Linked DNA regions of Homo sapiens: region 1 is linked to region 2. A link is a contact called in ENCODE Hi-C data. All regions are on one chromosome and are shown on one strand. The core of a region is the stretch at or near the end of the contact, and the rest is flanking DNA. Distances in the headings are between cores, read along the strand shown.

Region 1 (5,287 bases), core at 703-3,202, 2.8 Mb after region 2:
TTGCCTCACTACTGGCTTAGGAAGGGGATGAAGTTCTGCTGTCTCACTAGGCAAGCAAAGATTCAATTTCCAAAAATCCTAGGCTAGGACCCTGGGGCAGGGATGAGGAGAAAAAGGAGGCACCTCAATCTTCCCATCTCTAAACAAGCAGTCACCACACAGGCCTCACGGCCAGGAGTGACGTAGTGAGCGGATGAACCCTGCAGAAGTGAGCGCTAATCATATCCTAGGCCTCCTACCGGGCCAGTTCACAACCTGATCCCAACCTACTTTTCCAGCCTCAGCTCCAGCGACAGAGTCCTCCTCCCGGCAGCGACCGAACCTCCAGCCACAATTCTCAATCCTCCACCTCTAGATGCAGTTTCCTGGGCTCGGGGAGCCCTTGCCTGCCTTCTCCAACGGGAAAGCCCCTTTACATCCTTCAAGAACCCCCTTCCCTAGTGCCCTCAGGAATACTTTATGGCAGTAGAGAGGTAAGGGCCCCACGCCGCTCTGGACCTCAGTTTCCTCATCAGTAAAATGGGGTCCCTTAAGTTTGTGGGAGTTTGAAGGGCGGTGGGGCCTACGAAGCGCGCCGAGGAGCCGAGAGTTGCAGAAACCCGGAGCTCCTCGCTCCTCGCAACCGTCTGTACGCGGCGCCCCCGCCAGCCAGGCAGCCCCTGGAGGGCAGGACCCCGGTTATAAGCCTCAGAAAACGTGGCTTCGGAGGACGTGGCAAGGAGGACTGAACGAAGGATGAGGAGATGAACAAATGAATGGACGGAAGGCCGAATGAGGGACAAAGGCTTGCAAGATGGCGTTCTCTAGGACCGCGGGAGTGGTGGCCGGGCCTCAGCAGGGGAGGGGGCCGCCGGCGCCTGGGATCTTGCAGCGCGGGCCACGCGACCGGGACAAAAACCCAAAACATGGCGGGCTCTAGGACCCCCGGGACCACACCGCGCCGGGCCAGCAGCCGCGCGGGCCGAGCCTGGGTGTCCGCAGCCCAGAACCGCGGAGACAGCCGGCGGGTTCTAGGACCTGCTGGGCCCGCAATGCGCCCGGGGCCGCTCACAGCCCGCCCCGCCCGCGCTGCTCGCGCTGGGCCAACCCGGCCCGCCCTCGGCGCCCGCAGGGAAACTGAGGCCAGCTCGGATCGTGGCCGCGTGGGAGCTGCCCGGGGCCCTCGCGGCTTCCCGCCGACGTTTCCTACCTGATGAGACTTGTGCTGACTCCGTGGCGTCGGCGTCGGCTCCTCGCACCGACGGAGCCCGGACCCTGCCAAACAGGGGCCGGCGCTAGGACCCAGCGGGGGGCGGGGAGGTGGGACCGGTGGCGCGGCGAGCGGAAGTGAGGGATCTTCCTCAGCTAGGAAGGAAGGGAAAGTTCCCGGGGAACCTCCAGCCTATGGCGGCAGAGAAGCATCTTGCAAGAGGTCTCTGTGTGTGCTGAGGCAAGGGGACGCCAGGCAGGCTGACGGTATACGCCCGCCTTGTGTTAGTCTGGGGCCAGGTCACCGGCAATGTCTTCAAGAACCAGAAGGTGGGAGGACAAAAAGGCCATGCTCAAGCTCTGCAAAACCTAAGTCCAATTATATTCCACAACATTTCCTTTAATAGCAAGGAGTGGGTTTCACGAAGTTTTCTCCATCTGCCTTGGGAAAAGTCCTCCAGAGAGCCCCACGAAAAGTGTCACCAAAGTACTGTGGCCAGGGCTGTAGAATCTTTTTCTCCCTTTCTGCGCCTATTCAATATGCACCGGAACGATTCTAGCTGCTCTTGCCGGAAGTGTGGCTAGCTTAGCGTGCAAAGACGCCGCGTTGTGACCTACGTGGGCGGAGTCAGCCGTGCAGACCTAGAACTTAGCGCCGGAAGTGTGTCTGCGTAAAACTGCGGCTCGGAGGCGGGACAGGCAGTGCTCCCGAAGCGGAAGTTTCGCGGGGAAGCTTTTGCACCTAAGGACACTTCCTGTTTCCTAGTAACAATAGGAAGTGTCCGTAGAGCTGGGAGTAGACTCCTGGCTCATGCCAGCTGCGCCCTCTTTTCTCTACCTCCTTCCTCTTCCCCCCTTCTCCTTTCCCTCTTTCCCTTCCCTCCCACCTCCCGGGAACCCTGGCTGAGTGTGCGTGTGTGGGAGCGCGAGAGCCCCCCGACAGCCACCCCTTGGGGCGCGCGGCTGCAGTTAGGGTAAGGGTCCCAGTGCGCAGGCGCGCTCTTGTTCGCGGTCCCCAACTGACGCGCCCGCGGCGGGAAGGAGAGGGGGCCGCCGGTGCGAGGTAGGCGTCCTGAGAGGAAATTGGCAGACGAGATGAGTGAGGTCAGAGGACTTCATTGGTGGTTGACTAGGGGAGGGGACTTTTGATCAAAGGGGCTTTGTGAGGTGAGAATTCCGGGGGCAGGTTCAGTGAAGGGGTTTACGGTCGGAGACAGTTGTACTGGGGTCCCATGGGAAGAAGAGTCAGAGTTGGAGAAGGACAAGACGATGTAGGGGGCATGAGAGAGCAAGGGCTTTGGGATGAAGACCGCCTCAGTCAGGGGGTTTGCTGTTACGTGAACTAGAATAACAGGCATTGCCGTGTGTTCTGAGGATTGAGTAACACAATGAATATAGTTAGCACAGTGCCTGGCACATGGTAATATAATACTCTTCATGAGTTGCTGTCATCATCAGTATTAAGAGAGGAGGCAGAAGAAAAAAATGAGAAAGACTGGTGAGGGTAAGATCAGGAGGCATGGGAGAGAAAAGGTAGGCAATGAAGTGACATTACAACCTGGTATTGATGTTATTCCCAAGATGGAAGATAGTTTGAGTTCAAGGGAAGTAGATAAAAGAAGTCGCTAAGAGAGTCTTTTGGGGTTTTTTGTTTTTTTGAGATGGAGTCTCGCTCTGTCACCCAGGCTGGAGTGCTGTGGTGGGATCTCAGCTCACTGCAACCTCCACCTCCCAGGTTCAAGCAGTTCTTCAGCCTCAGCCTCCTGAGTAGCTAGAATTACAGGTGCCCACCACCACGCCCGGCTAATTTTTGTATTTTTAGTAGAGACAGGGTTTCACCATGTTGTCCAGGCTGGTCTTGAACTCCTGAACTCAGGTGATCCACCAGCCTCGGCCTCCCAAAGTGCTGGGATTACAGGCGTGAGCCACCACACCTGGCCCAGTTAAGAGAGTCTTAACTCTCTTAACTCTCTTGTCACAAGGAAAAGAGACCTTGTGACACTGAAATGACTCGGGGTGGTGGGGGAACAAGCCAGCCCTTTCCCTGAAGGAGGCCTCTAACCTCTCCTCTCAGGTCCTCAGCTATTAACTGGAGGAAACAGCTGCTTTTTCAGTGCTTCTCAGCTACTCTGTTTAGCTGAGAGATGAAGTAGGAAGATTTGGACTTCTCTTATTGAAAGGCCTAGAGAAGGTTTTGGTGTCCTTTTAAGATGTCACAGAAAATTTTTGTTTCAGGATTGTAGGGAGCAGATTCCTACTGTTCTTAAAGGACAGTAATGCCTTTTGAGTCTGGTCTGAAGAACATAACAGGTCTGTGATCAGAAGTAGGTTGCATCTCTCTCAACTTTAATTTCCTTAGCTATACCTGTAGGGATGACTTAAGCCTAGGGGAGCTCCTATATTTGGGAAGCTTGTGCACAGGGAAGCCTTAAATGATGGTGCCTGCAGATTGGATCTAGTAGAAATTAGGTCCTTGGGCATGGATGCTTGGGGAACCTCTCAGTGACCTCAGGTGAACTTGTTGCTCGTAGAGCCAAGAGGCGAAGTTAATTCAGGCCTTCCTTTTGACCACTGCCCCCTCTTCCTAGGCCTTGGCCCCTCCACCAGAGGAAGGTGCTGCCACGTGTCTGCTCCTTCTGAACCTCCAGGTTTCTGCTACGTTGCCCCATGGAGGACACACCCCCCTCACTCAGCTGCTCCGACTGTCAGCGCCACTTTCCCAGCCTCCCAGAGCTCTCTCGGCACCGAGAACTGCTCCATCCATCTCCCAACCAGGACAGTGAGGAGGCTGACAGCATCCCTCGGCCCTACCGTTGTCAGCAGTGTGGGCGGGGCTACCGTCACCCCGGGAGCCTGGTTAACCATCGTCGGACCCACGAGACTGGCCTTTTCCCCTGTACCACCTGTGGCAAGGACTTCTCCAATCCCATGGCTCTCAAGAGCCATATGAGGACACATGCTCCTGAGGGCCGCCGCAGGCACAGGCCCCCACGCCCCAAGGAAGCCACTCCACACCTCCAGGGTGAGACGGTGTCCACTGACTCCTGGGGCCAAAGGCTTGGCTCTAGTGAAGGCTGGGAAAACCAGACAAAACATACAGAAGAGACACCTGACTGTGAATCTGTACCTGACCCCAGGGCAGCTTCGGGTACGTGGGAAGATCTGCCCACCAGACAAAGAGAAGGCTTGGCAAGCCACCCAGGTCCTGAGGATGGTGCAGACGGCTGGGGACCCTCCACTAACTCTGCCAGAGCCCCTCCTCTCCCCATCCCAGCCAGCAGCCTTCTTAGCAACTTGGAACAGTATCTGGCTGAATCAGTAGTGAACTTCACAGGGGGCCAGGAGCCCACCCAGTCCCCTCCTGCTGAGGAGGAGCGGCGGTACAAATGTAGTCAGTGTGGCAAGACCTACAAGCACGCCGGGAGCCTCACCAACCACCGCCAGAGCCACACGCTGGGCATCTACCCCTGTGCCATCTGTTTCAAGGAGTTCTCTAACCTCATGGCTCTGAAGAACCACTCTCGACTGCATGCCCAGTATCGGCCTTACCACTGTCCCCACTGCCCCCGTGTCTTCCGGCTCCCCCGGGAGCTGCTGGAACACCAGCAGTCCCATGAGGGTGAAAGGCAGGAGCCACGCTGGGAGGAGAAAGGGATGCCCACCACCAATGGGCACACAGATGAGAGCAGCCAGGACCAGCTCCCCAGTGCACAGATGCTGAATGGCTCTGCGGAGCTCAGCACCTCTGGGGAGCTGGAGGACAGTGGCCTGGAGGAATACCGGCCTTTCCGCTGTGGGGACTGTGGCCGTACTTACCGCCATGCTGGGAGCCTCATCAACCATCGAAAGAGCCACCAGACAGGTGTCTACCCCTGCTCACTCTGTTCTAAGCAGCTGTTCAATGCGGCTGCCCTCAAAAACCATGTGCGGGCTCATCACAGGCCCAGGCAAGGAGTTGGGGAAAATGGGCAGCCATCAGTCCCACCAGCTCCCCTGCTGCTGGCTGAGACCACCCACAAAGAGGAAGAGGACCCCACCACCACCCTGGACCATCGGCCCTATAAGTGCAGTGAGTGTGGTCGTGCTTACCGCCACCGGG
Region 2 (5,469 bases), core at 1,464-3,963:
GTGGTGGCTCACACTCGCAATCCCAGCGCTTTGGGAGGCTGAGGTGGATGGAAGGCTTAAGCTCAGGAGTTCAAGACCAGCCTGGGCAACATGGCAAAACCCCATCTCTACAAAAAATACAAAAATTAGCTGAGCCTGGTGGTGCACACCTGTAGTCCTAGTTACTTAGGGGGCTGAGGTGGGAGGATCACTTGATCCCAGGAGGTTGAGGCTGTAGTGAGCCATGATTGCACCACTACACTCCAACCTTGGTGACAAAGTGAGACCCTGTCTCAAAAAAAAAAAAAAAAGACAGAGGCAGATGTCCTAGAATAGCGTGGCTGAGGTCAAGGCCGAATGGAGAAGAGAGGTCCTTTGTAGGGGAATGGAGAGCAGGCTCTAAATGTTAAGGGCTTTGAATGCCAGGATAAGTAAGGTTAGACTTTACCCTGATGGTACACAGGAAGTCCTTGGCAGTTTTATGTAAGACAGCAACCCAACCCCATTTGTATTTTACAGACCTGATGATCCCAAAGGATTTGGATTCTAGAAAAAAGACAATCACCAGGCACGGTGGCTCATGCCTGTAATCCTAGCACTTTGGGAGGCTGAGGTGGGTGGATCACTTGAAGTCAGGAGTTTGAGACCAGCCTGGCCAACATGATGAAACCCCGTCTGTAGTAAAAATACAAAAATTAGCCAGGCATAGTGGCACACGCCTGTAATCCCAGCTACTCAGGAGGCTGAGCCAGGAGAATCACTTGAACCCCGCAGGCAGAGGTTGCGGTGAGGCAAGATCGTGCCATTGCACTCCAGGCTGGGCAGCAGAGCAAGACTCTGTCAAAAAAAGAAGGAAGGTAGGAAGGCAGGAAGGAAGGAAAGAAGAAAGGAAGGAAGGAAGGGCGGGGAGAGAAAAAGAAAGAAAGGAGAAGAGAAGAGAAGAAAAGAAAAGAGAAAAAAGACAATCTAGACAGAGGCAGGAGGCCGACAAGTTAAGAACTGAAACAATATTCTCAATGGTAGAGGTTGCCAACCTATGGTCTGGGGGCCAGATTTGTCTGCAAAGTGTGTTTCATTTGGCCCATTCAATATTTCCGAATTTTGGGAATTCGTTTCAAACATTTAAAAGTTGGAAGATTTCTGGATGTCCTGCTTCTCTTTGAATATCATCCAGCCACGCACAGCCCACGATGTCTCCAGTTCCCCTCTTCTCCACCCTCTCTATCACTTTACATGCGACCCCAGTCGCTCATGTCTGCGCCTGTAGGTACTTGCGTTTGCAATCCCTGGCTCCTAAAGCTCTGGAAACAGTCGGGAGTGGCTGGGAGGATTACGCTGGGTTGAGAAAACAGCCTGATCAAAAACTTAGAAGAAATAGGGGCAGTCATAAAAAATGATGAGTTCATGTCCTTTGTAGGGACATGGATGAAGCTGGAAACCATCATTCTCAGCAAACTATCGCAAGGACAAAAAACCAAACACCGCATGTTCTCACTCATAGGTGGGAATTGAACAAAGAGAACACATGGACACAGGAAGGGGAACATCACACACCAGGGACTGTTGTGGGGTGGGGGGAAGGGGGAGGGATAGCATTAGGAGATATACCTAATGCTAAATGACGAGTTAATGGGTGCAGCACACCAACATGGCACACGTATACATACGTAACAAACCTGCATGTTGTGCATATGTACCCTAAAACTTAAAGTATAATAATAATTAAAAAAAAGAATGAAAAAGAAATGCTTTTGAAGCTTGAAGCTAAAAAAACAAAAAAAAAAGAAAGAAATAGGGAAGGCGTCCTATTGGGGCTTTCTCACTAGGGAAAGAGTGAGCTGCAGGGAGGAGAAAGAACAGGGCCTGGAAGGACGAGCTGTCCCTATCTCATCTCTGTCCCCATCCACCCACTTCATCCAGGCCACCAATTTCCGGTTATCAAACAGACAATGCAACATCCCTTACACCTGCTGTACCTCTGCCTAGAATCTCCTTTCTTCCCTTCTATCCGGCGAGCAGTTCCTCCCAGCTGCACTCCTGGACTAGTCACTGCCTATTTGCAGCAGGGATCGCAAAGGCGACCTCAGTTGGATAGGGCAACCACCCAGGCCCAAGTTTATGACCTCTTCCCCAAGAAGACTGTGAGTTCTCTGACGTCTCGCTGGAAATAGGATGCATGGATGGATGGATGGATGGATGGACGGACGGATGGATGGATGGATGGAAGCGCAGGCAGGCAGGCGGACGCATGGATGAATGAAATGCATATCCGAATGCAGAACCTGGATTTGTTTTCCCTCCTTCAAACACACACAGGCTCCGCCCCACTAGCACAGACCGGGACAGTCTGGGGCAGTCTCGTCCCGCAGGGCCCAGAAAGCTGGACCAGGTGACCCTCTCAGACTCCCCCGAGTCCTCTGTAACCTCGTTCTCGCCCCCTCGTGGGCTCTGACCTAGAAAAGGAGTGGGGTGGGTGGGGGGTGGGGGGTGGGAGCCAGCTCGGGAGCCACCGGCGCTAGGACCCAGCGCGGCCGGAAGGGGGTGGGGGCGCCGCGCGGGGAGAATCTGCGCTCCGCGGCGCGCGGCGGGAGGGCGGGCGCGCGGCGGGTGAGCGCGCTTGCGCGAGGGCGCGCGCCGAGCGGGACGGACAAAGGGGCGGGCGGCGGCGCGCGAGCCGGAGGGCGGAGCCGCGGGCCGGGCGGGCAGGTGCGCGCTGGCTGGAGGGCGGAGCCGCGATGCCGCGATGGAGCGCAGCCCGGGCGGGCGCCGGGGCCGGGGCCCGAGCGCCAGGCGGAGCGCGAGCTGGAGCCGCAGCCGGAGCCCGGGCCAGGCCGGGGGCCGGGAGCGCAGGGCCGGGCTGCTCGTAGCGGCGGCGACCGAGCCCCCCAGCGGCTGAGGGGCTTCCAGCGCCCGCCGGTGGCCGGGACCCACTAAAGCCCCCGCAGCCGAGGAGTGCGGGGAGCCCCCTTCCACATCCAGGATCCGGCGAGCCTCGGGGAAGAGGGGGGGCCCTCCCGGATCCGACACCGAGCGACTCCCCTGCGGGGAAAGCGGAGACTTCCTCGGTATTTAGAAGACAGCAAGCCCCCTACGGCACCGCAAGGACTCCCCCTCCTCAGTCTGGGCCCCCGCCCCAAGACCTAGAACGCAGTGCCCCCAGGCCGGGATTGCGAGAACCCCCTCCCAAGATCCGGTCATTACAACTCCACACCTCAAGACAAGAAGACCCAGCTCAGAACGCCCCTAGATCAGGGGATCCCAATTCCCCCCAACTCCGGTACATAGAAATCCCAAATCTAGGCAGCCGGGGACAGCAAGAGACACTCTCACCAGCAAGAAGCCTCGGGGATCCCCCCCCTAAAGCTCCAGGACTTGGGCGACTGAGCCCCTGGCGGCACCGCTTGCACCCCGGTCCATGGTCGTGGCGCCCTGAGCCCCCGGGGCCGGGCAGACGAAGACCGCGACGGCGCCCAGGCCCCCTGCCGCGGCGTCCCCGCGGCCCCAGCCCAGGTAAGCCGGGCCCAGGTGAGGGGCGGCAGGTGAGTGGCCACCGAGGTCCCCATAGCCCTGCAGGTGGGGAAGGAAGTATCGGGTTGCGCGCTCCCCCTTCCCCAGCGTCGCCATGGAGCCGAGGCTGAAGGACGTCTCTTTGTGTCTCGCTTGGAGGAGCCGCCCCCTCCTCCTCTCCCTTCCCCCACCCCACTCCCTAGCCTTGAGGCTCGGGCGCAGCTCCCCGGCCCCACGGAGGAGTGGTGGTGGAGCCCGTTGTGCCATGGAGAGGGGGGAAGAGGGCGGAGAGTCCCCCCCCAAAAGCTGCGAGCCTGGAGGTTGGCCCCCAGGTCCTTGGAGTGTGAATACCCCTCCCCCACGGCCAAGCTGAGCTTCTAGTGAAGTCCCCCCGAGAGGGGAAAATTTGGGGGTGCCCACAGGTGAGGGGGGCTGCCTTATGTGGCCCTGGGTGATGGCTGGGGCTTCGGGTGTGTGTCTTTGTCTGTGAGAGTGCGGGGAAGGGGTGTGTTTGAGCGGATGAATGGGAATCGCATCTTCCCTGTGACTCTGCTGCCCGACCCAGGCCACACTGGCGGTCTTTACCTAAACCATACTTTGTACTCCCTGTGGGACAGGGAGGGAGTAAGTACCCCCCAAAGTGAGGCGCTAGTTTCTGGGGAGGAGAGGTAGCCTAGATGAAGAAGCTATTTCAGGTCAGGGCACCGTTCTGTTCCCATTTGTCCCAGGGACAGCAACCCAAGTCTTTCCCTTCCCCTCCTAACCTGGAGAACACCCAGGTTAAACCAAGGGTTGGCTCAATGTGTCCCAGACAACCAAGGGCCAATTCCAGGGTCTCACTGTGGCTTTCCAGGTGGTACACACGGCCGTACCCCAGCCTGGCCCTCAGTGAGGTCCTGAACCCCAGGCTCTACCGCATATGAGGAAGCCGAGAGACCCTAGGGGACATTGTACCCTGAAATCCTGAATCAGATCCTGAGAAGGGGCTGGACTGCATGGAAAGAACACACTCTGGGCTGCTGGGAGTTCCTCTCATCTCTTCTCTCTGAGCCTTCTGCAGACAAGCAGTGATGCTGGACCCATTTGATAGGTGCACAAACTGAGGCTCGGGAAGGCAGGACCCAGGATACAGCTAGCCCTGCCAGTAGCTCCTTCACTTATTCATTCAACAAACCTGTCGCCAATGTCTGTGATGGACCATGCGCTAGAGTCAGGGTCCTTTTCCCCACTTCATTCCTATCTCCTTTCTTGATGTCTCCTGATCATCAGACCCCTGGGCACGTCCCATTGGGCCTGTTGAAGTGGACCGGGCCAGGTCCAGCTGAGAGATTCTTGACCCTACACCTGAAGCAGCTGATCCCTGTCCTGCTACAGCCTTGGGAGCCCTGAGCCTGGGTGGCTGACTCCTCATCTCCCACCTTCCCAGCACCAAGTGCCCCCACCCCCACCTGCTGCTGGCACTGACCCAAGGGTGAGGATGTGACCAGCTGGAGACGAGGGTAGGGGGCACTTGATGCGGGCAGACCTCTGGCAGCCTCTCCTGCCAATTTCAGGACAGTTGAGGCAGCCACCTTCAGCACAGGCTGTGGGGGAATCAGGTGCCCTGAAGACTGAGTGACCTTGGGCAAGCACGTGGCCCTTCCCAGAGAAAATGACAGAGAGTGAGCCTCTCTGCAGCTTGAAGGGCGGATGGAGATCGAAATTGGGCAGGACAAGCATCCAGGTTTGCTCTACCCATTGCTGAAGGAGTTCATTTCCCCCCAGTGGGGGTTCCCAGAAGCCCAGGGCTTTGTCACACACCCCACAGGCAAGGCAGTGGAACCAGAGGCTGAAGAGCAGAAATTTGAGTCACTGTGTCCAGGGCAAACTGTGAGGAGGCCAGAGGAGGACAAGGAGCAAGACCTCCCCTCCTCACTAACCTGCAGTGGCTCTCCATTGAGTCCAGAATCAAGTCGCTGAGTCCAGATAGTCTCTGGACTGCAG

The links. A loop is a pair of places that touch in the nucleus more often than their neighbours do. Pooled maps may share reads with other maps.
Region 1: a loop to region 2 is called in a pooled map, with 20 times the contacts of the local background. The contact joins the promoter of ZNF646 here to the promoter of SBK1 in region 2. A Hi-C loop is called at or near these places in 4 of 50 pooled maps.

Annotation. Positions count from the first base shown.
Region 1 is chr16:31,072,470-31,077,756 of GRCh38, forward strand. It overlaps ZNF646 (zinc finger protein 646), which reads left to right and starts at 1,953. Exons shown (of 3, transcript NM_014699.4): 1 at 1,953-2,162; 2 at 3,777-5,287. The coding sequence starts at 3,856. ZNF668 (zinc finger protein 668) reads right to left here and starts at 1,771. Exons shown (of 3, transcript NM_024706.5): 1 at 1,190-1,771. RefSeq lists enhancers at 647-1,447, 739-1,033, 1,653-2,186, 1,692-1,831, 2,187-2,719 and a silencer at 922-1,381.
Region 2 is chr16:28,289,812-28,295,280 of GRCh38, forward strand. SBK1 (SH3 domain binding kinase 1) reads left to right here and starts at 2,714. Exons shown (of 4, transcript NM_001024401.3): 1 at 2,714-3,489. LOC124903670 (a long non-coding RNA gene) reads right to left here and starts at 2,254. Exons shown (of 2, transcript XR_007065033.1): 1 at 1,956-2,254. RefSeq lists silencers at 2,206-2,377, 2,585-2,814.